Linked DNA regions of Mus musculus: regions 2 and 3 are each linked to region 1. A link is a loop called in an ENCODE intact Hi-C map of the cell type or tissue named here. Cell type or tissue: heart. All regions are shown on one strand.

Region 1 (8,000 bases):
CACACACACACACACACACACACACGAGCCCCACCAACACTACTTACCACGTTCACAGGAAAAGGATATTTCAAATCTGTGAAGCTTTCTTTTGGTTTTGATTCATTTATAATTCCTCCCTCAGTGTCTTTAGAAACTATTCAGGGAAAAATAATGCAAACATCTCAACTCTAAAAATAAACGCAATCAAATTTAGTTTGATAAAAATTAGTTAGGGGGCCTTGGAAAACACCACCAGAAGAATGGAATGAGTCATCTAAAAAAAGAAAAAGAAAAAAAGAATACAGCTCAGTTAATAGAGTGTCTCTGCTCATGTCTGTGTCTGTCTAGCACACAGGAAGTCCTGGGTTCTACATCCAGCACTGCGTCAACTGGGTGTGGTAGCACTCACCTGTAATCTTGGAACTTGATCAGTCAAAGCAAAGTCCTACTATGTTCATGCTCATCTTCCAGCAGTTTGAAGCCAGCCTGGACTATACGACACCCTGCCCCCAAAACAGAATTCTAGAGCCAGGTGTGATGGTGTATGCCTCAAATTCAAAATAAATTTGATGCCAGCTTTGGCTATACAAGATCCTGTCTCAAAGAAATAAAAGTAACTAATTAGTTATATAAAAACAATAATATTACAAACAAACTACAAAAGCTCATTACAAATACTTGCCATGCTTATTATAACAGTTTCTAGCTAGAAATTAATTTTTGAACCAATGAGTTTTGGTTTGTTTTCTTTGGGGGAGTGTTTGTTTGTTTGTTTGTTTAGTTGTTTGTTTTGTTTTAAATGAGAACCAGAACTCCCAGCAATCTTCCTGTTTAGGCTTCCTGAATACTAGGATTATAGATGTGCCCAGCAGCAAAGCCAGTGTCTATTAAGAAGGTCTTTAGAAATTCTGTACATAGAATGCCTTAACATGAGCCACTCTGGTCCTATAGCCTGCTTTCCCATTAAACATGGGATTGCTACCACTGAGAGTTGGGCAAGCCCTCATTTTATAGCATTCACTAGAAATACCCATCATTTGTTGGAAGTCTTCCTTTCTGAGTAGCATCTCCAAACAAATGCTTAGACGTGAACAATCTTGGTGATATAAAGAACATAGGTGCAAAGGGTCCAAAGCCTAAGAAAGTGCAGTCCTAGACGTATTACAATATGTGTTGGGCAGGTTCCTTGTTTGGTTGGCTTTGGACTGTTTACTTGTTTTTGAGACAGGGTTTTTCTTTGTAGCTGCAGATGTCCTGGAACTCACTCTGGAAACCAGGCTAGCCTGAAACTTAAAAGAAATCCACTTTTCTATGCCCTCTGAGAGTGCTGAGATTGCAGGTGTGTGCCACCACCACTCAGCTTTGGACAGTTTATTAACACAGGCAATGTCCAGAGAAGAAGTCGGCATAATTCCAAATTGATTAAAATGATTACTTTTATAGGGCAGACTTTTTACATTGGGGAGAAAAATAGGGATTCTAGAAATTACAGATGAAGTGCCAATATTACTCAATAGAATATACTATCTAATAAGCATGGGTGATTGAAGTCATAACTTGCACTAAAGCTTCTAAATTCCTAACAATAATATTACAGGAACTGGTCATAGTAACAGCTCTAGTTTTTTAAGATAGTCTCATAACCTAGTTTGGCCTCCAATTTGTCACTTGCTAAAGCTGGTCTTGAGTTCTTTATCCTCTTGCCTCAGCCTCTCATTTGCTGGTATTAAAAGCTTGAATCACCACTCCCTTGTCCAATTTCTATTATTAACGGGCTCTGGGGACAGAATTGGGTTTATGTGACAAGCCCCTTTACCTCCTAAGACATCTCGACAGCCCTGGAGAGTGTTCTGTGATGCTACTAATGTTGGGGATCAAATACTATGTATGTAATGTCCTTTTGTAGCTTTCCTGATATTTGGAACTAATTCGATTTTTATACAAATATGTAAGTAGTTTTATATGCCTCACTTCTCCTGACTAAGACTACTTTAGGGGTTCTTCTTGGTTTTTGTTAGTTTGTTTTGTTTTGTTTTGTTTTGTTTTACAGACATGGTCTCATATATCCTAGGATGGCTTCAAACTCAATATTTAACTGAAAAGCTTCCTGCTTCACCTTCCTGGGATTGCTGCCATACCTACACCAGGTTTATGATACTGGGGATGGAACCCACAGCTTTCTGCATGCAAGAAAAGCTCTCTGCCAACTGAGCTATGTCTCCATGCACATATGTAGAGATTGTGTGTGTGTGTGTTCAGTCACTGAGTGATTTTCTCATCCTCACTACTTAGAGTGTACTCAATTAAAATCGGATATACACAATGGATGCAACCAAAGACCCCTTCATCTTTGTCTTTGTGTCTTGACTAGAACTGGGGCTTCCACACATCTACAACTGCCCCGCTTTCTCCAAACAAGATCCACTGTCTGGCAGAGCTATGAAGAATGCACGTCCACAGGATGATGTACTCAGAGGTGGGCAAGAAGATTGACCTCCCGTCACCAATGAGCCACCCTATGCTCCGATGTCATGAGTCACCTTGTGCTTGGAGATAAGTCCAAAAGCAGAGCTTTATCATCCACTGAAGCAAAATAGACACACTTTTCCATTATGCCTGGCTCTCTAACGAAAGCCTGAGGAAGTGAGTGGAACATGAAGTCACCCCTTCCGCCCCAGCAGACAGATGGATAGAGACATTCGCATTTGTTCCCGGCCCTTTGTCTTCTGAGCACTTTTGGCATTTCCTTCAGGAAGCTGGAGGTTATGACCTAAGGTTTCCTTAGCGAACACACTCTGTTTCCCACAGTTAGCCTTACCCAGAAATGACATCTACTCTAGTAGGTGAGGTTTATCTTCATGTCCCAACTGTGTCCTGACCTGTGTAAACTCAATGACACTTGAAAACACAAACTCTGAAAAGTAGCAATAGGCTGACCTAATCTGCAGCAAAGATGGCGGTAACTCTGAGGTAACTGTTAGAACTTTATGCTACATGCCTTTGTTTCACAGTTGCTTTCATTTTAGTAGGACCAGTTAAATGGGCAAGAACCGAGGAAGTTTAAAAGCTGTGGGAGGGGTGAACATCCACCCACTATTCCACTTGTTACATGTTATAATTGATATCGCATAGTTCCATAGTGTTCTCATAAGATCCTAAGGCAATGTCCTAGAATGGGACAACTTAGAGGCTGGAGATGGAGCTCAGTGGGTAAAGTGCTAGCCTAGCATGTGTCAGGACCTGGGTTCAATCCCAGCCTTTCATAAACCTGGGCCCAACATAGAAGAAGAAGAGGAGGAGGAGGAGGAGGAGGAGGAGGAGGAGGAAGTGGGAGGATCAACAGCCCACATTCCTCTTCAGAGCAAGCATGAGGCAAGTCTAGAACACATGAGACCTTGTCTTAAGAATACACAAACCAAAAACTTACACAGCACTGACCAATTTAACATTATCACCCATTAGCCATGTTTTCTCTTTCCCAGTATGTTGATAAAAGGCCAAGTATGTATGCTTTTGCTGTGGTGTTTGAACTGATCATTTTAGTCATAATTTAAAATAGATTTAAGACTCCATTGCTGAACTTCAGAAGGCTGTATTTTAGGATGGAATTATCGCACTTGGTTTTGTTTGGCCTCACTGCACTTTAAAATTGAAATAGTTGTATCTATTTGCTGTGGTCTTAGAAGGTTGATGGTTTTTCTCATATTCTCCACGTGTCTCTAATGCTAATTTATTGAAGTTTCTCTTCCTGAAAAAGCTAGAGTGGTTTCTAAACAAACCACATTTTTTTTCATACCTTACTTCATCAAGGTAAAAGCTTTTAACTTCTCTTAACTTTTTTAAATTGGGCCTTACCTTTAACTCCAAATCTCAGTGAATGATTTTTTAAAAAGTTTTCTTCACAAAAGAATCTTTTAAAAAAATCAGTTTATTAATGTTTAAAAGTTGATAAAGCTATGTGCAAAATGATCCACAAAAGTCAGGAACCTATTAAATACTATTTTTTAAAAAAGACATTTCTTGGCTTAATTGCACTCACTGAACACCAGACTAAAGAGACTAATATATTTTTATTCTCTGTAACATTTATAACCATCATCAATACCTAGTGACAGCCGAAATAAAGAATTCCTGATGTTCCCTGTCAGTTAAAGTAATGCTTTTGGGGAGTGGGGGGTACAAAAGGATGACACTTTCTTAAGAACTACACATTCAGTGGTGTTAACACGGGTTAGGAAGAAGTTCAATAAGATGACCTCAAAGAAACAAATACATTCGAAAATCAGAAAATGTTCTTTAAACAAAATACAACTCTCCCCCAGTTGGTTGAAATGGATCACACAACATTCTGAAATCATCAATAAAAGTGCCAAAGGTGCTGTAGGGGTTAGAGAAAGACAGCAAGAAACAGCTCTTGGTCTGCACGACTTAACTCTCACATTTCACCTCATGCTGTAGATTTTTGTTTGTTTGTTTGTTTGTTTGTTTGTTTTTTGCTTTTCCCGTATCATCTAAGATTCTGCCCAGTATAATTCAAATAAAGTAGACTTCGTTATTCTTTGTTACTCTTCATTCACAACCATTGTGGTTGTAATGGGAATAAGGAACATGTGACAAAAAAGGAACACATTTTCATCTTAAAGATGGCCTACCAAATTCCCAACAACTTGACCCAGTTTACATGGAAACTTTGGCCTCAGCAAATAGCCTTCCCAGCAAATAGCTTGCTCACTATAATCAAGAAATAGACCCCTCCACAACCTCCTTCTGATGAACAAAAGTCAGGCAGTTACGATATAAAGAAGGGGTGGTAAGGGGAGACAGGGTGAGAAGAAACCGGAGGGTGGGGACATGTACACCACCCAACCAAGCTAAAGGGCACATACTCACTTTGACATTACAGTGAGAGATCACAACACTTTCTCTTGGGACCTTAGTCTTTGAGGAGGGACCAGATGAGCCCTCTGGGAGCTTGACAATGCTAGACCTTTGGCTCAGTGCAAAATCAAAGCTCCAGGGTACGGGGGAGGGGGGGGCAGGAAACCCACTGCAGGCCAGACCTGATCTCCACCCTTCCCAGTGCATTGTTCACAATTACTACCTACCTACATCATGGTATCACCAGGCCGCACATTCTCCCTTCCCTCCCTCTCTCAGGCTCCCAGTTGCTCCTTCCTTGCAGCAGTGGAGAGCGAGAGACATTTTTGAAATGCTGGGGTAGTGGGTGATCAAGTCAGAATGCTTCCCTCAGTATCAACAGCTTCTTCAGGCTTTAGGAAGAAGAATTGACGTTTCCAGACGACATAATGGTCTCTGGGTTGTCCCCATCGTCCTTCTGGGGGTGAGAGGAGTTGTCTGATTTGCTGCGGCTAAATTCCATGCCTGGGATGATGGGCCTCTTGAATTTGCCAGCAGAGTCTCCGTTGGGGCATTTGCAACAAGATACGATCCGGATGAAGGCCCGGCGCATCTCCTTGTTGGTCAGAGTGTAGATGATGGGGTTGGTACCTGAGTTCAGCACAGCCAGAACCAGGAAGTACTCTGCTTTGTACAGGATGTCACAGGTCTTCGCCTTGCAGCCCACATCTAACAGTAGTAGGATGAAGAGAGGGGCCCAGCAGGCAATGAAGACACTCAGGACAATGATCACCGTCTTCAGCAAGGCCAGAGACTTCTCAGAACTGCGACTGGCCTTGGAGATGTTCTTGCGGAAGGTCAGGCGGCGGCTTCGAGTCCTGACCAAGGAGTAGATCCTGCAGTAGAGGATGACGATGGAAAGCAGGAGCAGAGTGAAGACGGTGGTGCAGAAGAGAATATAGTGCTTGTGGTAGAGCGGGAGCACGGTGGAGCAGCTAGACAGCGAGCTGATGCAGTTCCAGCCCATGATGGGCAGGCCCCCCAGGATGAGGGAGATGACCCAGCAGGCGCTGATCAGCAGAAAGGAGCGCGAGCTGTTGCTCCCGTTGTGTAGTTTCATCTTCAGCATGGTGATGTAGCGCTCAATGGCGATGGCAAGGAGGCTGAAGACTGATGCAGAGAGAGCCACAAACATACTCCCTTCCCGCAGAAACCACTGGGCAGGTGTGAGCTTGTAAGTGGTGGCCCCAGACAACAGCAGGTTAGCTGTGTAAGCCACGCCTGCTAATAGGTCCGAGAGGGCTAGGTTGCCTATGAAATAGTACATGGGCCGGTGGAACTTCTTGGTTTTCCAAATAGTTAGCAAGACAAATATATTCTCTAGGATGATGAAGCAGCAGATGAGAATGAACACCACTGAAGTCAGTTTAATGCCATGGTCCTTCTCCGCCCCGATGTTCAACTTGCCTGTGTAGTTGTAATGCCGGACTATGATATCATAGTTCCCATAGTCAGAGACTGAGCTGCGGAGAGCTTTAACCTCCGGGATGCTAGTGGACACCATAGCTGCTAATTGTGTCCCCAGGAGCCTGGGGTGGTATTTCTCCAGGCAAACGCTAGAGGGCGAGGTTGAGTGAGCCTTCAGTTACAGCAAAGCCAGGTCAGCGAGCAATCCAATGCTTTTTTCTTTTATGGAGCTTTTCCTTGGCTGGAGAGGCCTCCGAGAAACAGCAGCCTTAAACAAGTTACAAAGAAAAGAATCAGGGAAAATGCCCAGCACACTAGCATAATTCATTCTAGCCAAGGCATTGCTCCAACTTTGTTGATGATTTGTTTTAAGGATACAGGACACAGGGAGGATTTTTTTTAACTCAAATGGTCATTTCTATTAACAAAACAAAAATAAACAAACAAAAGAGAAATGAAGTTAGAAAGAGAGGTAGAAAAAACAATTTACCCAGACTCTGAGGAGACAAAACCTTCCCTTGGGTCACTAAATCCACCAAGATGGAAATGAGAGCCACCCATTCTAGTTTTCGAGCCCACGCCATTTCCACTGGCATTGCCACGTTCAGTGTCCAGCCCTGAGATTCCTTCAAGCGAAAATCGACTGCTTGCTCACAGAAGGCACCAACTGCCCATTCTGGGTGCAGGGCAGACATGCATACCCCAACACACACACACACACACACACACACACACACCTCGAAGAGACCAGCCCACCTTCTCATTACCATGCCAAAAAAAAAGTAGCTTTGTAGGAGGTCATTTGACAAGTAAGCCGTTTTCTGGGCTCTATTAATAACTCCCTAGGAGCAGGTGTGCTGAGGGTCCGATGGTCAGAGGGTAAAGCGAGGTGTGGTGTGGGCCGCCAGGCCTTGAAGTAAACAGGAAAGCTTGGCGCCTCCGTGAAGCAACTGCCTATTCTTCTTTTTAAAACTTCTGTCTTTACTCCTCCGCCTCACCCAACCGCCCCACAAGTTCATTTATTACGTTTAAAGGTATTCACGGAGAACCCCTCCTAAGAGATTGCAGCAAATCCTAGACGTTTCTCCATGAACTGATTGCTTAAGAAAGTTTTAACTTTAGCCAACGCTTACTTGCACACACACACACACGAAAGTCACCCTGCTAGCGATAACGAAGCACGCCACTTTGTTTTAACTTCAGGTACATTAATTTCCAGAAACACATACTGCTAAGTTTGCATGGGCACTTTTAACTTCCTCCGCTCCCCACACCCCCAACATTGCCTCCTCTCAACAGAACTAGCAATCCCTAAAGGGCACACAGCACTACTTAAGTTGGACACACAGCACTAAATAAGTACTCTAAAGTCTGCACAGTAATTGATCAACTCTATAACAAATGAGGGGGGAGGGGACCCTAGAGACATTGTAGTCATTTCTGTGACAAAAGCTTACGAAACTCAACATTTCTCCACTCTTATCGCTACAGTCCATTCTCAGGCAATGGAAATTATTGGCGTGGTGCCTGATAATTTTGTCTACAGGATTTCAAAAAAAAAAAAATAATAATAATAAGCGTCTTCCCTTTTCTCCGTTCTAATGAATCACAGCTTCTCTAGCATGCCCTCCCCCAGTCGTTTCTATAATTTGGAAATTAATCTTTTTTTTTTTCTAACTTCATAAACTCCGTGC
Region 2 (8,000 bases), 83 kb after region 1:
TAGGGAGATAAAGAGATAGAGAGACAGAGAGAGACAGACACATACACACAGAGAGGCAGAGACACAGAGACAGAGGCAGAGAGACAGAGAGAGAGACATAGGGAGATAAAGAGATAGAGAGACACAGAGAGACAGACACACATACACACAGAGACAGAGACACAGAGACAGAGGCAGAGAGACAGAGAGAGAGACATAGGGAGATAAAGAGATAGAGAGACAGAGAGAGACAGACACACATACACACAGAGACAGAGACACAGAGACAGAGGCAGAGAGACAGAGACAGAAAAAGAGACATAGGGAGATAAAGAGATAGAGAGACAGACAGACAGACAGACAGACAGACACACACACAGGCACACATATAATAATAAATAATTTAAGGTAATAAAAAAGAACCGTAATCCATACCTTCTCTTACAACTGATGTTTCTGCTTTCACGCTTTGGCTCACTCAGTGAAATTTTCACTCAGGAGCCCATTTTCCTTGATAGTCTGCCCTCACTGAATTTATTTTTCATAAAATTATTTGAAAACTAGTAGCTAAGAGCCAAGGCTTTAGAAAGATTGGATTCACCTCCTGGTGCCCAGGTCGTATAACTTTAGATTACTATTAAACTATGTTATCCTTTGAGTTGCTTGCCTGTAAAACTACACAATGAGTAGCTGGGCATGCAGGTGCAAACCTATGATTTTAGGACTCAAGAGGCTGAAGAAGGGAGGCTTGGGGTTCAAGGTCGTCCTGGGTTAATTTCTCTCAAGTCCAAGCCAAATCAGAAAAGTCATAATGCATGCAAACCTCCCAGGACCACAAGCTGTTCAGCAAGGGGAAAATTAATAGAAACAATTCTCAGAATTATTCAAGGTCCAGTTGAGTTCATTTCTTCCCTTTTTTTTATGGTTGTGTTTGTGTGTACATGAGTGTACGTGCATGCAGAGGCCAAAGAACAGCACTGTTGTAACTTGGGTGCTGTTCACCGTGCTGAGGCAGGATCGCTTACGTGATTAGAACTCCCTGAGTAGGCTAGGCTGTCCTGTGAGCCCAGCGTACCTATTGCTCCTGCCTCTCCTGTGCTGTGTATGTTTCCAAGCATGCACCAATGCACTTGCTGCACTTGAGTTGTTTCTTTTCATTTCTACCCCTAGGCTTGGGGCTCGCACTTGGGTCTTCATGCTTGAACAGCAAGCCCTTTCCTCACTGGATTATCTCCTCCGCCCTAATATCTTCCCTTTCGACAGTACCTCTGAAAGCAGATTCAATATCAAACTCTACTAACGAGCTCTATGAAAGAATAGGTCAGATAACTCTGTTCACACTTATGTTAGCCCGAGTTCCCTAGGAAGCAGGGTCTGCGGCCCAGATGAAACAATTTAGTTGCGCAAACAAGGTGTCATCTCGGAGCAGTGGGACTGAGGGAGAGAGAGGGTATTCAGTGAAGAAGGTAGCCTAAGGTTGCCATGCCAGCTCAGCTGTTGCTTCCAAGTAAACCGGAGAGAGACCATGACATTTGCTGTGTTGCACTATTCACTGGAACCACACTGGAAGGGCGTGTCTGCGAGTGAGCGTGAGAGAAGATGAGAAGAAGAAACAGAAGAAAGAAACTGCTGGTTTGCACTTGCTGTCCTTGGCTTTTATTAACTCAAGTTAACCCCACCAGCAGTCCATTCTCCTGTGTTTCCAGACATAAGAGCAGATTAATGAAAATGCTAAATCGTACACCCCCTGATGAGGTGTTTCAACTGGACCCATAAGTGGTATAAGTAGCCAGAGACTATGTAGGTGACTTCCTGGGTAGACAGTATCCTCCAAAAAAACCACTTAGTTGGTACCAGGAAACAGACCATGTGGTGCACAGAAGGCATAAAACAGAAGTGTCCACAGAGTAGCTGATGATCTAGAAGGCAGGATAGACAAGGCCAGTGGAATCCTAGGCCAGGTTTGAGCTCTCTGTTACAGAATATTTTCTATCTCATAGGTTCTTCTAGAGTGAGGCTATTTGTTTTAATCCATGACTATTCCATAACATTAATATTGCAGACTGTATGGTAGATGAGATTTTTGAGTTCACAGTTTACTAGCATTTCAAATATAGCTATCACGGAAGGGTAAGAGGTGCCTGGGTGCCTGTTGAGCAAGATGGGGGAAGAAAGTGCTCAACTCTTTGACCTGAAGTCAACAGTGGAGCAGGTTGAACCAGGCACTGATGGAGAAAATTGACCATCAGTTGGAAGAGTATCTTGTTCCAGAGGAAGCCATGAAGCATCCTAGCAGCAACCAATCAACAGCTGGAGGCAAAATACTATCCCAGGAACAGAACATGGGGCTAAGGAACCAGTCACTAAACAGGGGTTCAAAATGGGGCTTCAAAGCCAGGAAAGAAACTTGATTCTTTGGAACTTTTTTCTGGTTTTTGTTTGTTTGTTTGTTTGTTTGTTTGTTGGTTTTTTTATTTTTTTGGTTTTTGAGACAGGGTTTCTCTGTGTAGCCCTGGCTGTCCTGGAACTTGCTCTGTGGACCAAGCTGGCCCCAAATTCAGAGAAATAGATCTGCTTCTGCTTTCCTGGTTCTGGGATTAAAGGTGTATGTCACCACTGCTCAGTTAAGTAGAGAATTCAAATTTGGGCTCACTGTAGCCAAAATAATTAATTTAAGAGGAAGTTTCTGTCTTTTCTTCTTCTTCTTCTTCTTCTTCTTCTTCTTCTTCTTCTTCTTCTTCTTCTTCTTCTTCTTCTTCTTCTTCTTCTTCTTCTTCCTCCTCCTCCTCCTCCTCCTCCTCCTCCTCCTCCTCCTCCTCCTCCTCCTTGTTTTGTTTCCCAGACAGGGTTTCTCTGTATAGCCCTGACTGTCCTGGAACTCACTCTATAAAACTGGCTGGTCTAGAACTCCTGAGATGCACCTGCCTCTGCCTCCCAATTACTGAATTAAAGGAGTGCACCACTACTACCTAACAACACAGCATATACTTTCAACACCACTGAAAATATTAAATGAAATAAGGCTTACAGAAGTTTTAGGTGAGTTCTAGTCATCAACAATTGAATTTAATCAATTATCATGCTTGGTAACGGCGATATAGTGGTGAAGTCTTATTACTAATTGTAGCAGTCACGGGTCTTGGTTCCCAGGAGAGGGGCGAGGAGCAGAAGGAGGAGGAGGGGGAGGAGGGGGAGGAGGGGGAGGAGTCTTTGCTCTAGAGCATAATGGGAGAAGTTCAGATACAGGGACAGAGAATGCAGAACCTTGCCCTTTTAACTAATGTAACCTAACCCGGAGGTGACACGGGGGGAGGGGGGGTGACACCATGGACTTTAGCCTGATGGCAGCCTACGCTCTGTTATCAGCAGCCTATGCTCTGCTATGTACTGGCACTGAGATATTGGAGAAAGGACTCAACAGATGTGAACATCCAGTATCTTGCATCTGTATCCAGTGAACTGCATGAATGATCAGTGTATGGAATTTACTTCTTGCTCTCTGTCCTCACCCCCTACCCTAAATTACCCCATAACATGGCTGCTATGAGAACTTCTAATTCCTGAGGCACACTCATGCCCACAGGCTGATATAACTTGCCATACAGATCCATCTACCACCGTAGCCTAGTGGCATTCACAGAGCTAAAGCTGCCTGGATTTAATAAGAAGGAAAAAAATCTCAAAGAATACATATTTACGACCCTTTCCCCACCCCCAAATGCAAGCCAGTTTAGAAAGAAGTTTCCATTTTAACTGGGTATACAATTATTCACTAAATAAAATATATATTAAAAGAAGGAAGTCATCTCCTTCATGGGTAGTATTCATTGTCAATTTAAATTATATTTCCTAGGGCTCAAAAAAAATCTGTGTGTGTGTGTGTGTGTGTGTGTGTGTGTGTGTGTGTGTGTGTGTGTGGATGTGGATGTGGATGTGCCTGCGCTCATATGTGTGTTGTGGGGGAACGTGACTGCCACCTCCTGCCCACTTCTTCAAAACGGAGACTCTGTAGAGGAAGCCTGGCAGAGGCTCACAGTCCCTGACTTTTGTTTTGACTTCCATGCCTTTAATGGCTTTTGGTGTCATCGTCAGCCAACTCTCTATGTCTATTGACACTCTGGAAACCACACAGATAAGCAGTTTTGAGCTGGCCTGCTCTGTTTATTTTGGCTCCTACCACCGATCACACATTTCCCTGCTAGAGCCCCCGAAAGCTTTGTTCTAATCCAGAGTACTTTTTCTCTCACGTGCTCGACTTTTGGAGTCTGGATTGCTTTGCCTTTTCAACGTTCTTTCTCTGTTGCTTGTGTGTGGTTGTGACCTGTTACCCAGCACACTCTTCCTTAACACAGGCAGACGAGGGCTTGTTCAAGACAGGCAATGCACACCTCCTGCTGAGAGTCTGAGGAGATGCACATGTGGAGGACTCTCCATTCATGTTTGCCGTCACTAGAAGCCAGATGTGCTGGAGGGATAGAGACTTCCCCTGTGGCTTTCCACTGGGGAGTGTCAGAGATAGTCCCCCTCTGCTTTTTAGAACCAACCCATGCTATCTCTTCGGTCTTCAGTCTGGTCACACTCTCTCCAATCATTTAAGACATTTCTTCTGGCACTCCAAATAATATGAACACTTTTACAACAGCAACAACAACAACAACACAACAATAATAATACATGCCATATAGTTACTATCTTCATTATTTTAAGTGTAAAGTTGAGTGTTGCTAAGTGCTTTCACACTGCTGTGCAAACACCACCACTATATTCTCCAGAAATTTTTCTTTTAACAATTTTATGTTGGAATGCCACTCAAGAGACAATGATGAGCTGCTAGCCCCTCCTCCCGCTCCCAGCAGCTACCTTTTCCTTTCTGATCTGAATGGATCTGAAGGTTCTAAGTATCTTATGTAAGCAGCACCAGCTCTATTTGTCCCTTAGTGTCCAGTCACAGCACTTAGGGTAACTTTATCATGCTTTGTCTGTACTCGAGGTTCATCCACACCACAGAACATGACAGAATTTCATTCCTTGTTCAAGCTGAATGACATCCTGCCACATATGATACCACGTTTTGTTGGCACATTCCTCTGCTGGTACATATTTGCTTTCTTCCTCCTTTTGGCTGTGCTGATTGATGTTACCATGAATTCTAACACCCACTTTAAAAGTCTTAAGTATTGACCTAAAGGTGGAATTGCAAGATTACATGGCAATTCTGCATTTATTTTTTTTTTAATGAGGAAAATCCAACCCTATTTGTTTCATTGTTGGCACTGGTAAGAGGTCCATTAAGGCAGAGACGGTGTCAGGGGATATATGGTGATTTGCTCCTATAGTTGGGGCTTCTCACATCTAGCAGATCAGAAAGTAGAGAGGTGGCTAAGTGGAGGGTCAAACTATAACCCTCAAAGTCATACACTCAGTGAGATACTTCCAACAGATGTGTCTGGTGCCACTGAGGTCTTATAACCCTCCAAAGCAATGTCACCAGCTGGGGACCAACTGCTCATACCCATGATCCTGTAGGGGAGAGTTCACAGTCAAACTGTCACAGATCCATAACACATCCATGGCAGCAGCACCTGATATCTATTTTTTAAATCTATTTTATTATAATTTTTCTGTTTTGATAATTTCATATATAGTCACAATAAAGTATGATTATGTCATCTCCACATTTCTCTTTTCTCCAAGTGTCCCTGCAATATGTCCCCCTCCTTACCTTTATGTCTTTTCCTCTTCCTTTCTTCTTCTTTTTTCTAATACACTGAGCCCAGTTAGTGTGCCCCTGTGTGCATGGGTATGTGGACATCCAGTAGAACATGGGAAATGTACCAATAAGAACACTCTCCAAGGAATCATCTTCTCTTGGGCAGCTTTCAATAGTCATCTTGGTAGCTTTCAACAGTTCCTCCGTGAGGAGTGGGGGTCTGGAGAGCACCTGCCCCCTCTGCGCCAGTGTGTTGGCTATCTTGATCTTGTACAGAGAACCAGAGCTGCAATGAATTCATGATTACAACATCATGAATTACAACTTCGGTGTCCCGAAGACAACACTTTATATCATGTCTCCCCATCCTTCAGCTCTTCCACTTTTAACACCCTCTTCTGAGATGTTCCTGGAGCCTTAGGGAGCCCACATTTGATAAAGTTGTCCCATTTAAGGCACAAGAACTCAGTTTCTTGTTCTCTACATATTGGCTGCTGCTGCCCACTTCAAAATTAGTAGTCTTTGACCAAGGCTGAGAAAAGCCCAGGTCTATAGGTATAAACAAATGTTTATCAGGCAATTTGACAATGTGACCATTTAACAAAATAACCATAGCCTAGGACCTCCCAGCCATGAACTTTTGATCAAGATTAGAGCATATAAGCCTGGCATTCTCTCCTGTGGAAGAGGTCTTAAACCCAATTTTTTTTAAAAAATGTAGTTACCCAATAGCAGCCATGCCACTATTGTGACAGCAGGCATGGTGACTGCAAGGATGCTACGGTAGCTGCAGGCTCCAGGGTTGGTGAGACCACTGCTGTCTCTTCTCCCCAGCAGCCTGCATAGCACCTGCCAACAGTCAGCTTGGGATTGGTTTCTCCCATGTCCTGTAGTCAGTGTGTGAGTAGCCCCATTTTATGCCACCACATTGCAACCAAGGCTGTTGCAATAATTTATATTTCAAGAAGCAATGGACAATGGTTTCCAGCTTATCTCCATACCTTGTCTTATTTTCTCTTATTATTTTGTTTTGGTTTTGTTTTTTTCAATTGTTGTTTGTTGTTTTGTTTTGTTTTGTTTTTGAGACAGGTTTTCTCTGTGTATCCCTGACTATCTTGGAACTCACTCTATAGAATAAGCTGGCCTCAATCTCAGAGATCCCATCTGCCTCTGCCTCCCAAGTGCTGGGATTAAAGACATGTGTCACCACCACACCAGGCTTGTTTTACCTCTTTTTAACAGCCAACTAGTAGACATAAAATGATATAGCTACACTTAATTTTAATGTATTTAAGCATCTGTCCTTCCAGTCTAACAAAACATTTTGAATCCCTGTCAATGTTTGAATAATTCTACATCTTGGTTTTATTACGATACCATCTTCTTTGGGTACGTAGTGACAGAATCATCTTCTGACCACCCCAAGATGCAGGTAAAGAGATGAATGGAAGAAGGGTGAAGGGGGCGGGACTTTTCCATACAACTAGATTGGTTATCTGGAATAGCAGAAGATCCTTTCCATATTTCTGGCACAAGCAGTTGGTAGACAATGGAGCCAACCACCAAGCTAGAGAAAAGAAGGGGCAAGGAGGGCAGCTAGAGGGAAAAATAACTGTGATAAAGTACTTTGCACATCATGGACAGGTCTGGTCAATGTGCAACTGAATCTAGAAATGGAGTGTCTTAGTTAGGTTTTTACTGCTTTGAACAGACCCTATGACCAAGGCAACTCTAATAAGGACAACATTTAAATGAGACTGGCTTACAGGTTCAGAGGTTCAGACCATTATGATCAAGGAAGGAACACGGCAACATCCAGGCAGGCATGGTGCAGAAGGAGGTAAGTTCTACATCTTTATCTGAAGGCTGCTAGCAGAATACTGGCTTTCAGACAGCTAACATGAGGGTCTTAAAGCCCACACCCACAGTGACATACCTACTCCAACAGGGCTACAACTTCTAATAGTGCCACAACCTGGGCTGAGTATATACAAACTATCACATGGAGATAAAGTAGGGACCAAGAAAGAAAGTTTTGAGTGATTAGTGTATAGTGAAGCCGTCAGGCTGAGGTCTTTGCCTGTGTGCCAGCTGAGAAGGGAGTGTCAGGAACAGATCAGTTGGATCCACTGGTAGCTGCGAATGGAATTATAATAGTGTGATAAAAGTGATGCCTTAAGAACCTGGGAAAGAAAGATTTTAAAAGCCACTGGCTTCAAACTTGCACATTACATAAGTAAAGAATGAAAATGATCTGTTGAATCTGGTTCCCTGTGCAGTCACAAGCTACTAATGCTCATACCGTCATGGC
Region 3 (8,000 bases), 100 kb after region 1:
GATCTTCTTGCCCTAGGCTCCTGGGTGCTGAGTATAGGGGGTGCACCACCTCCATTACCTCATTAATGTCTGACCTTTATTTGGGAATGCATATATGGCTAGTGGGAATTGAGCCCAGAGCCTTGCACACTGGGCAAACATTCTACCTCAGAGATAAGAGCCCCAGAAAAATATTTATTTTGGAAGAATATTTTCTTTCATAATTGCATGTTCGTATGAAGATTACTAATGATAACACTGATGGGGAACTCATTCCCACCACGTCCTTCATCCATGGCTGTCCATGTCCGCATTTCAGTTTCCCGACAACTCCATCAGTCACTTGTCCCCCAGGCGCGTGCATCAAATAAAGACTTAAAAGCAACACAAAATTACTTTTGCATCAGTAAAAGGCTTTTAACTGGAAAAAGAAAAAGAGAGAGAGAAAATTATCCTCTTCTGCATGCATGGGAGAAGAAGGCTTGTTCACCCTCGCCATTCCTCCTTAGGAACTAATCCAAGTCCCATTACTAACATCAGCTTCTGAATATTTATATAAGGGGTGGCTTCGTTATCACTTGCACTGGGATGAACAGATTACATGAAAAATGTGTGAAGACATGATTACAAAAAATCTTTGATCTTTTAATCAAAAGAGTAAACAGAATTAATTCATTCGGCAAGTGAAATACAAATATTTTATCGTAAAACTGCATTGAATTTGAGATACCAACATGTAATAAATTCTCTTTATTAATGAAGGTTTATTCCCCAGTAATTTCTCTGCAGCTCTAGGCAATGAAATAACTTCTAAAAGAATCAATAAAACATGGTATCAAGTTAACTTATAAAATGTCCATGTGATTTATAAATAAAGCAATATTAATTCCATGGTATATGATTCTGTAAACCTTATAGGCAGACATACCATAGAAAAGTAGATAATGAAAGAGTAGAAGAGTTTCAAATGGAATAAAAAAAATAAGCCTCAGATTCAAAGCCCATTATTGTTTCATTAATGTTTACTTTGTGAAATAAAAAAATATTGTTTTCTAGATCTTATTCTTTTTCTCAATCTAATAATGGAGCTAAATGTATCATTGTAACACAAAGCAAGATACACACTAATGCTGTAACAACAATGACAGAATCAAATGCTAATTCTCTCTAGAAAGATCCTGGAAGACATCATAGAGAAGAGTCTGGGAAGAGATCAAAAGCAGGAAGTTGTAGAGGAAGTAAGCAAAACAGAGCTGAAGGTTAAGAGTGTAGAGTCTTGACCATCAAGCTACATGATGTTTTTCTACTGCAATAAAATAAAATAAAATAAAATAAAAAGCTATAGAGTTACCAGCAAAAATGCAAAATGATCACATATCAAAGATGACTGTGGAGGTAATAACACCAGGAAAAATTTTAGTGCCCAAAGTTCACGTGTTTAGCAGATTCTGCTGAATGCATGCTTAAAAAGAAGTTAGGTCATCAGTGTGCTAAGAGGTATGGTGCATGGAGGTGCATGATGGTGCATGGAGGTACATGGAGGTGCATGGAGGTACATGGAGGTCATGGAGGTGCATGGTGATGCATGGAGGTGCATGGTGGTGCATGGAGATGCATGGAGGTGCATGGTGGTGCATGGAGATGCATAGTGGTGCATGGAGGTGCATGGTGGTACATGGTGGTATACACCCTTAATCCCAGCACTTGGGAGGCTGAGGCAGATAGATCTCTAGGTTTACAGTGCAGTTCGGCCTACATAGTAATATCCAGGTCAGCTGGAATTACAAAGTAAGATACAGTCTCAAAAACAAAATGAGAAAGGGTGAGGGTAGGAGAAAAAAGAAAAGGAAGAGGAGGAGGAGGAAGTGGAGACAGAGGAGGAGGAAAAAATAGAAAGAAAAAAAAATCCCAATATAACTGAGGAAGTAGCATTGTAAAGAAACGGTAACTGCTTCCTATGAACAGGGAAAGGTACACTGTGAGGGAGAAAATCAAGTCAAATTGATATCATAAAAATGTACTGAGTATTTATTTTGGGCCCATAGGTGTGAGTGGTGAATATATAAAAACAAACTGATATATGGTCCATTTTACCAAAGAACTGGATGTAGTGCTTAAAGCATAGGTAATAATATAGGCAAATAACATAATGTATGTTGTATTCCTTCCTTGGTGCCAATCCCATTCTTGGGCATTCTTTTCACAATCTTTCTTAGTAAACCTATGCTTACTACTACTACTACTACTAATAATAATAATAATAATAATGACAAACATGTGTGTACTGAGTGTCCATACAAAATTTGCAAGTAGTAAAGAAAAATATCTCTTATCTAGAGAAGCAAACTGGGTAAAATCCTCATTAAGAAACTGATAGTTTCATAACACTGAAAAATAAATGATAATAATTTTTCAAATCAAAGCACAAAACACCATCTCACATAGGTAAACTGATATTTTTAGGTGTCTGGAGGTCTCAAAAAACTTCATGCTTACGTGTGCATATATTAACATTTTGATGGGACCTAGGACGCAGTGAGAAAGGATGCTGGAGAGGTGACCAGGGGCTGAAAGCAGAGGGACAGACTGCCTTAGTCATATTTCTCATGGTGTTATAAAATACCCCCAACAAAGGCAAACTAGGGAGGAAGGGTTTATTTTGATTAACAACGCTTTTGCCAACAAGCGTGGAAATTACTTGAAGAAGACCCAAGCAAACACATTCCAGGCTACAAGTGCAGCGCCAAAGCTCCAGGACCTCTTAACGTCCAAGATGACAAAAGGGTGTCAACTACCAATATGACTGACTTGTTTTTGTTGCCTACCTTGAACTTGGAAAGAATGGTCATGCCAACATTGCCAGGTTTCTAAGGCTCTGATGGCCAATGGATCCAATGGATCCAATAGGATCAAGAAGCAGGCCAGGCTGCAGCTCTTGTCCCAGCTCAGGTTCCCAGGGCTATATCGGCTGACAGAGGCCCCTGCAGTAAAGATAACGATCTACATTGTAAGAACAGTAGTACTAGGGTAGCTGAATTGCCATCCACTTTAGCAAGGGACACCTTACCAATGGCTACACCACTGAAGAAAATGTTTCTCCCTCCCCCATTAATAATTAACTGCGTATAGATTCTCAGGTAAGAGTTGGGTCTTCTCGAGTAGGAGTGGCATCTTGTAAGCCCATCCTTCCACTATGAAGTCTTTTAAAAGACTAGGTAGCTAGTCCACTAACCAGGAAAGATTCCCACGATCTCCTCTCCACTAAGGAAAAATGCAAGTTATTGAACATTTAATATATTTCCAATAATGGATTATATAAATATAGTCCAATTTCTTAGATGTATTTATTTTTATGTGTATGACTGTTTTGCCTGCATGTATGTATGTATGTATGTATGTATGTATGTATGTGTACCGCATAGTGCCCGAGGAAGTCAGAAGAAGGCATCAGATTCCTTGGAGTTAGGGGAATTGAACCCAGATCCTATGCCAGGCCCTGTGATGGCTCTAACAAGCTGAGCCATCTGTTTGTCTCTGATTACCTACTTTTTGTAACAAAATATGCATGTACGTGCATATTTAAATGACATAAGTCTAAGAAGCAGGAAATCTATAGAATGTAGAGAAGAGGGTAGAGCAGAATATGGTATTGGATTTAACATGAAATGCACATATGTATACACACACACACACACACACACACACACACACACACGCGTGCGCACACACTCACGCACACATGCACAGACACGAACATGTATGCGATGAGGAGGCAGCTAATCTTCTACACAATAGTCCACTGTAGTCCTCATAGTGTTACATGGGCATTTGGCATTTTGTGTTTCTAAGAGTTTTATTTTCTTTTTTAAGCTAAAAAAATAAATGATTGTCATGTGAGAGTAGACAGAGAACACATGGAGGCCAAACCAGGGACCTGAGCACTGCTCAGATCACAAAGAACATTTCATTTCCATCAGGAAGCCGAGAGAGGGACCTGTGTGCTGGCAGCTAAAAGCCCATTGGTGTTGAAGACTTCAGAACTCACAAATGACCAGGATGTGTCCTAACACTGTTGAGAGGCGGGCAAGCTTTGACTAAGCAGTTTCTTGAGTGCAAGGTCAGACTCTGAAATGAGGACGCCAAGAAGTGCTTCAGGCAGAGGACACTGGAGCACACTGTAATCTAAAGCTGGAGAGCCAGCACACTGATAAAAGCTGAGAACTCTGAGCGGAGAGAGTGTGACTGCTGCTTTGTCAAATACTTTTACATTTCTTTTTAAGAGAAACTAACACTGCATATCTAGACTTTTAAGTTTGATTGTAACTTACATACTTGTGTGCACTTTTTTACACTTGCTCACAGAATCATAGTCAAGGGCTTTTGGGAGTGATTTTTAATTCCAAACTTTGGCATTTTGAGACAATAACAGGAACCGGAAAGCAGTGGCTGGGCAGGCTGTCTGAGGTGTGACGCACATTACGGGGCCAACAGCTGTAGTGGGTGTTGCCTTGGGTCTTATAAAATGCAATCTTCTAATGCTGGATCAAACAACCTTGATAGTTCAAAGTGGCAGTAAACCACAACTAAATCCGTTAGCAGTAACACAACCCCGCCCGAAGGTGTGTGCCAGCACACTAGGAGAGAGCACCGTGGTGGTTTGTGCACACATCTCTTCACTATAGGAGCTAAACTGTCTCTCTACAAGTCCTCCAAACATGTACAAAATAAAGCTGTGGTTTTTCAACGTCTGTTTAGTTATTACTACGTGAATAATACAAGATAAACTTTCATCCTTTGTTTCCTTCCTCACCGTCAGTCAGAGACTGGCAACCTTCCCACGTGAGTAGGAAACACATGTTTAAGTGACCTCAGCCTAAAGCAGGAAGAGCCCAGCAAGTGCAGAGGAGGAGATGCGGGGACAAGGAAAGCTGAAATGCTTTCCACATCTAAGAGGACATGATTTTGACTCGATTTAAATTGTCATTTGGGACTGTATGTGGTGATGGTAGAAGGTGGTATACTTAATATAAATCAACCTTACTCACTGTTTTGTATACCAGAATAAGTTGCTGTCATGGCTCTCTTGTTGTCTACTAAACTGTATGACAATGTCTTTTGGCTTATCAGGGTGGCTCATGCCTTTAACCCAGCACTGGAGAGGCAGAAACAAGTGAGTTAGAGGCTACTCCAGGCTACATACTGAAACACTGTCTCAAATGATTTCTTTAAAGTCTTCTGCTAGTAATAACTGCCCAAATTTCCTGTCTGTTATGAAATATAATGCGGCAGCGATGAAGTAAGATGGTACCTGGTGGGCCCATGCCAAGGTGTCCCCCTGAGAATCATGCCATGTGACAGACCTAGTATAAAGGAAGTTTATTGTGGGGGAAGGGAAGAGAACAGGGACCTGGAGAAGGGGTAGAGGCAGAGAAAGGGGAGGGGAGTCAGATAAGGAGTGGCCAGCTGGGAACATGTGGGAGGGGAGAAAGGAGAAAGAGATATGTGTGTGTGTGTATGAGAGAGAGAGAGAGAGAGAGAGAGAGAGAGAGAGAGAGAGAGAGAGGGAGGGAGGTTAGTGTAGCAAGCACAATCCTTTATATGCTTTCTTTCAGCAGAGCAGGTAGTAATGGTAGAGGTGATGATGACTCAAGCTGTTGCTAGGTCGCTGTTGGGAGTAGTCTAGTGGAAGGGTCTGTAAGCCAACACTGCCGAGTATATTTGATAAGTATATGGATGAGATACTGAACATGTAATGAGATAAAGAAAAAGGTTTGGGAAGCATAAGATAGAGAAGGTTGTGGAGAGCCCTCGGTAAGATTTTTTGGGCATTAGATGTCACTTCTAAGACTGTAAATTTCTCCAGACATCCCTGTGCTTATGTGTGTTTCCACTGGCACACTTATCTTACTGCAGTTGTCTTTAATGGGACGATTTCTTTTTCTCACATTACGAGTGTTGTGAAAAACACAGACAAGATCTTTCTTAGAAAATCTTTTGTTCTAGAGATTAGCAAAATGATTGGCTAGCGGACTAAAGTTTATGAGAGAAGGAATGGCTGTATATGAATTGCACATTGATGTGTGGACACAAGGCTCCAAGTGATTTAAAACAAAGCGCTTTTTCAGAAATCACTGTGATTGTACTCCAGACTCTCTCACACCGCTTCCCTCCACTCTCTTTTTTTGTTTTGTCTTTTTGGAACAGAGTCTTACTTTGTCACCTTGTCTGGTCTGGCACTTGCTATGTAGACCAGACTGGCCTTGAAAACTCAAAGACCTACCTGCTTCTGTGTTTTCTTCCTTTTGGAAAATAGTCATTTGGTCACTGCCAAATGTCTTGCCTTGACTCTAGGCCTTGAGAGGTAATAATGAGGGTGGTGCCAAGGCCAAAGGCTGATTTGGGGTGTGCTCACTGGAGTAGCAGAAAGACAGGGTAAACTGTAGAGAGGAACATGGAGGTTTACCACAGAATGACCCCAAATCCATGAGACATAGGATCTTTGAGATGCACCTTGGTTTAGCAATGGGAACAGGCAGAGCTTGTCTCCCAGATCAGTGCAGTAAGTAGCAAGCACAAAGGCAAACCAGAAAGAAAGAGGGTCTAGAATTTTTACTGTGACCAGGGTTGCTTACCTGATCTTTCTCTGCCCCAGAGACAGCATGTCTAAAAGGCGCAACAAAGGCAGGTATTCTTTCTCCAGCTTGGCGTCTGGAGTTTCCTACAGTCTCATCTCCACCCGTGTGTGCCACCCACTGCCACATGCTTCACCCATTTAAACAAAAAGATTCCACTGTCTGTGCTGAAAAAAGGGTGGGCTAAGTGGAGAAAACACAACTGAGGATGAGACTGTGTGTGTGTGTGTGTGTGTGTGTGTGCGCACACGCACAAGTGTGGTGCATACTTTAGGAATTCAGTAAAACAGACTAGAAGTAGAAGTTTAATGAACAATGAGGTAGAAGTATTAGCCAGCTTAAAAATTATATTTAAAACGTCAAGGCTACCAATGTACCTCGGTGTAGAATACTTGGCCAGCATGTGTAAAACCCAGTGTTTTATCCTAAATGAACGCACACACGCGCACGCGCGCGCACACACACACTATGGATTAGTTGGAAAGCAGAATATATTCAGAACTCGGGTAGTTCAGGAAGGAAGCTGGCAAGCAGTGGTGAGATGCATGGTATGGATTATCTCCAGCAGCCTAAACATAACTTAAGGAACCAAGTACAGCTAAGCGAAACCAGAAAACCAACGAGTAATACAGATGGCATGAATTTGAACCAAGACTTCGGTAAAGGGCAGTAGAGAGAACAGCAAAATGGAGGAAGATCTGCGAGGGTCTGCATGCAGACACTGAGCTACAGGGCAGCTGGCACAAGTCCCGAGGCTTTGGACAGGACAGTTAGACTGAAAATGATGTATTCACCGATACTAGGGGAACAGAAAACGTGCCAGACATAGAAAGAAGACGAGTTTACTTTTGGACACATTGAACTGATCCCTCTGCGGTTAAATGAAGCCTGAGCTTCCAGGAGTGCAGGTGCTGCAGACTTGGGTCTCTCAGGAGTTAGGAGGTGGAGCCGAGAGAAAGGTAATTATATCCTAGAGAACTATACTTCCCACGTGAATTAATGCTGTCTCATGGGGGGGTAGGTCAGGTCTCACGGGAAAGGATTACTTCTTCTTCACAGGCAGTCGCTTCCCTCTCACTTCCCTTCCGTGTTACCACAGAGCCAGGGGTCCTCTTGAGGGCATCGGAGCTGTGCTATTTAGACCCTTTGCTACCAGAGTCCTGGCAAATAAAGCCCCTTAGAAGTCGTCTAGCATCTGACATTTTGTTTTAGCAGAACAAAACTGATAAGGCAAAATCAGTAGGTCCAGAATGAAATTTACATACATGAAAACCAGGCACAGAGCAGGGTGGTTAGTGGAAACGTGTTCTAACCTACTGGTGTGAAACATCATCTCTACGTCTTCAAAGAATGTGAGCTGCTCCCTTGGCCTTGGTCCCTTGGATTTCA

What was found. Peaks named below come from ENCODE experiments on the same cell type or tissue, not always from the same donor. Only the 100,000 strongest peaks of a DNase experiment are listed, where the experiment ranks them.
Region 2: it touches region 1 in a loop (8-fold over the local background); 14 of 42 quality-filtered maps call a loop at or near these places.
Region 3: it touches region 1 in a loop (7-fold over the local background); 7 of 42 quality-filtered maps call a loop at or near these places.

Annotation. Positions count from the first base shown.
Region 1 is chr3:115,706,541-115,714,540 of GRCm38, forward strand. It overlaps S1pr1 (sphingosine-1-phosphate receptor 1), which reads right to left. Exons shown (of 2, transcript NM_007901.5): 2 at 3,893-6,574. The coding sequence starts at 6,403. The coding sequence ends at 5,255. Among named protein-coding and RNA genes, the nearest start is that of S1pr1, 4.5 kb to the right of the region's middle. In heart, no CTCF peak of the experiment used is centred here; DNase peaks (open chromatin) are centred at 2,691, 5,001, 5,791, 6,451 and 1 weaker place; H3K4me3 peaks cover 4,209 bases; H3K27ac peaks cover 4,091 bases.
Region 2 is chr3:115,789,486-115,797,485 of GRCm38, forward strand. No RefSeq gene overlaps it. Among named protein-coding and RNA genes, the nearest start is that of S1pr1, 78 kb to the left of the region's middle. In heart, a CTCF peak has its summit at 4,001 (motif pointing left); a DNase peak (open chromatin) is centred at 4,096; H3K4me3 peaks cover 660 bases; H3K27ac peaks cover 1,197 bases.
Region 3 is chr3:115,811,237-115,819,236 of GRCm38, forward strand. No RefSeq gene overlaps it. Among named protein-coding and RNA genes, the nearest start is that of A930005H10Rik, 73 kb to the right of the region's middle. In heart, no CTCF peak of the experiment used is centred here; DNase peaks (open chromatin) are centred at 4,085, 4,485 and 4,835; H3K27ac peaks cover 3,636 bases.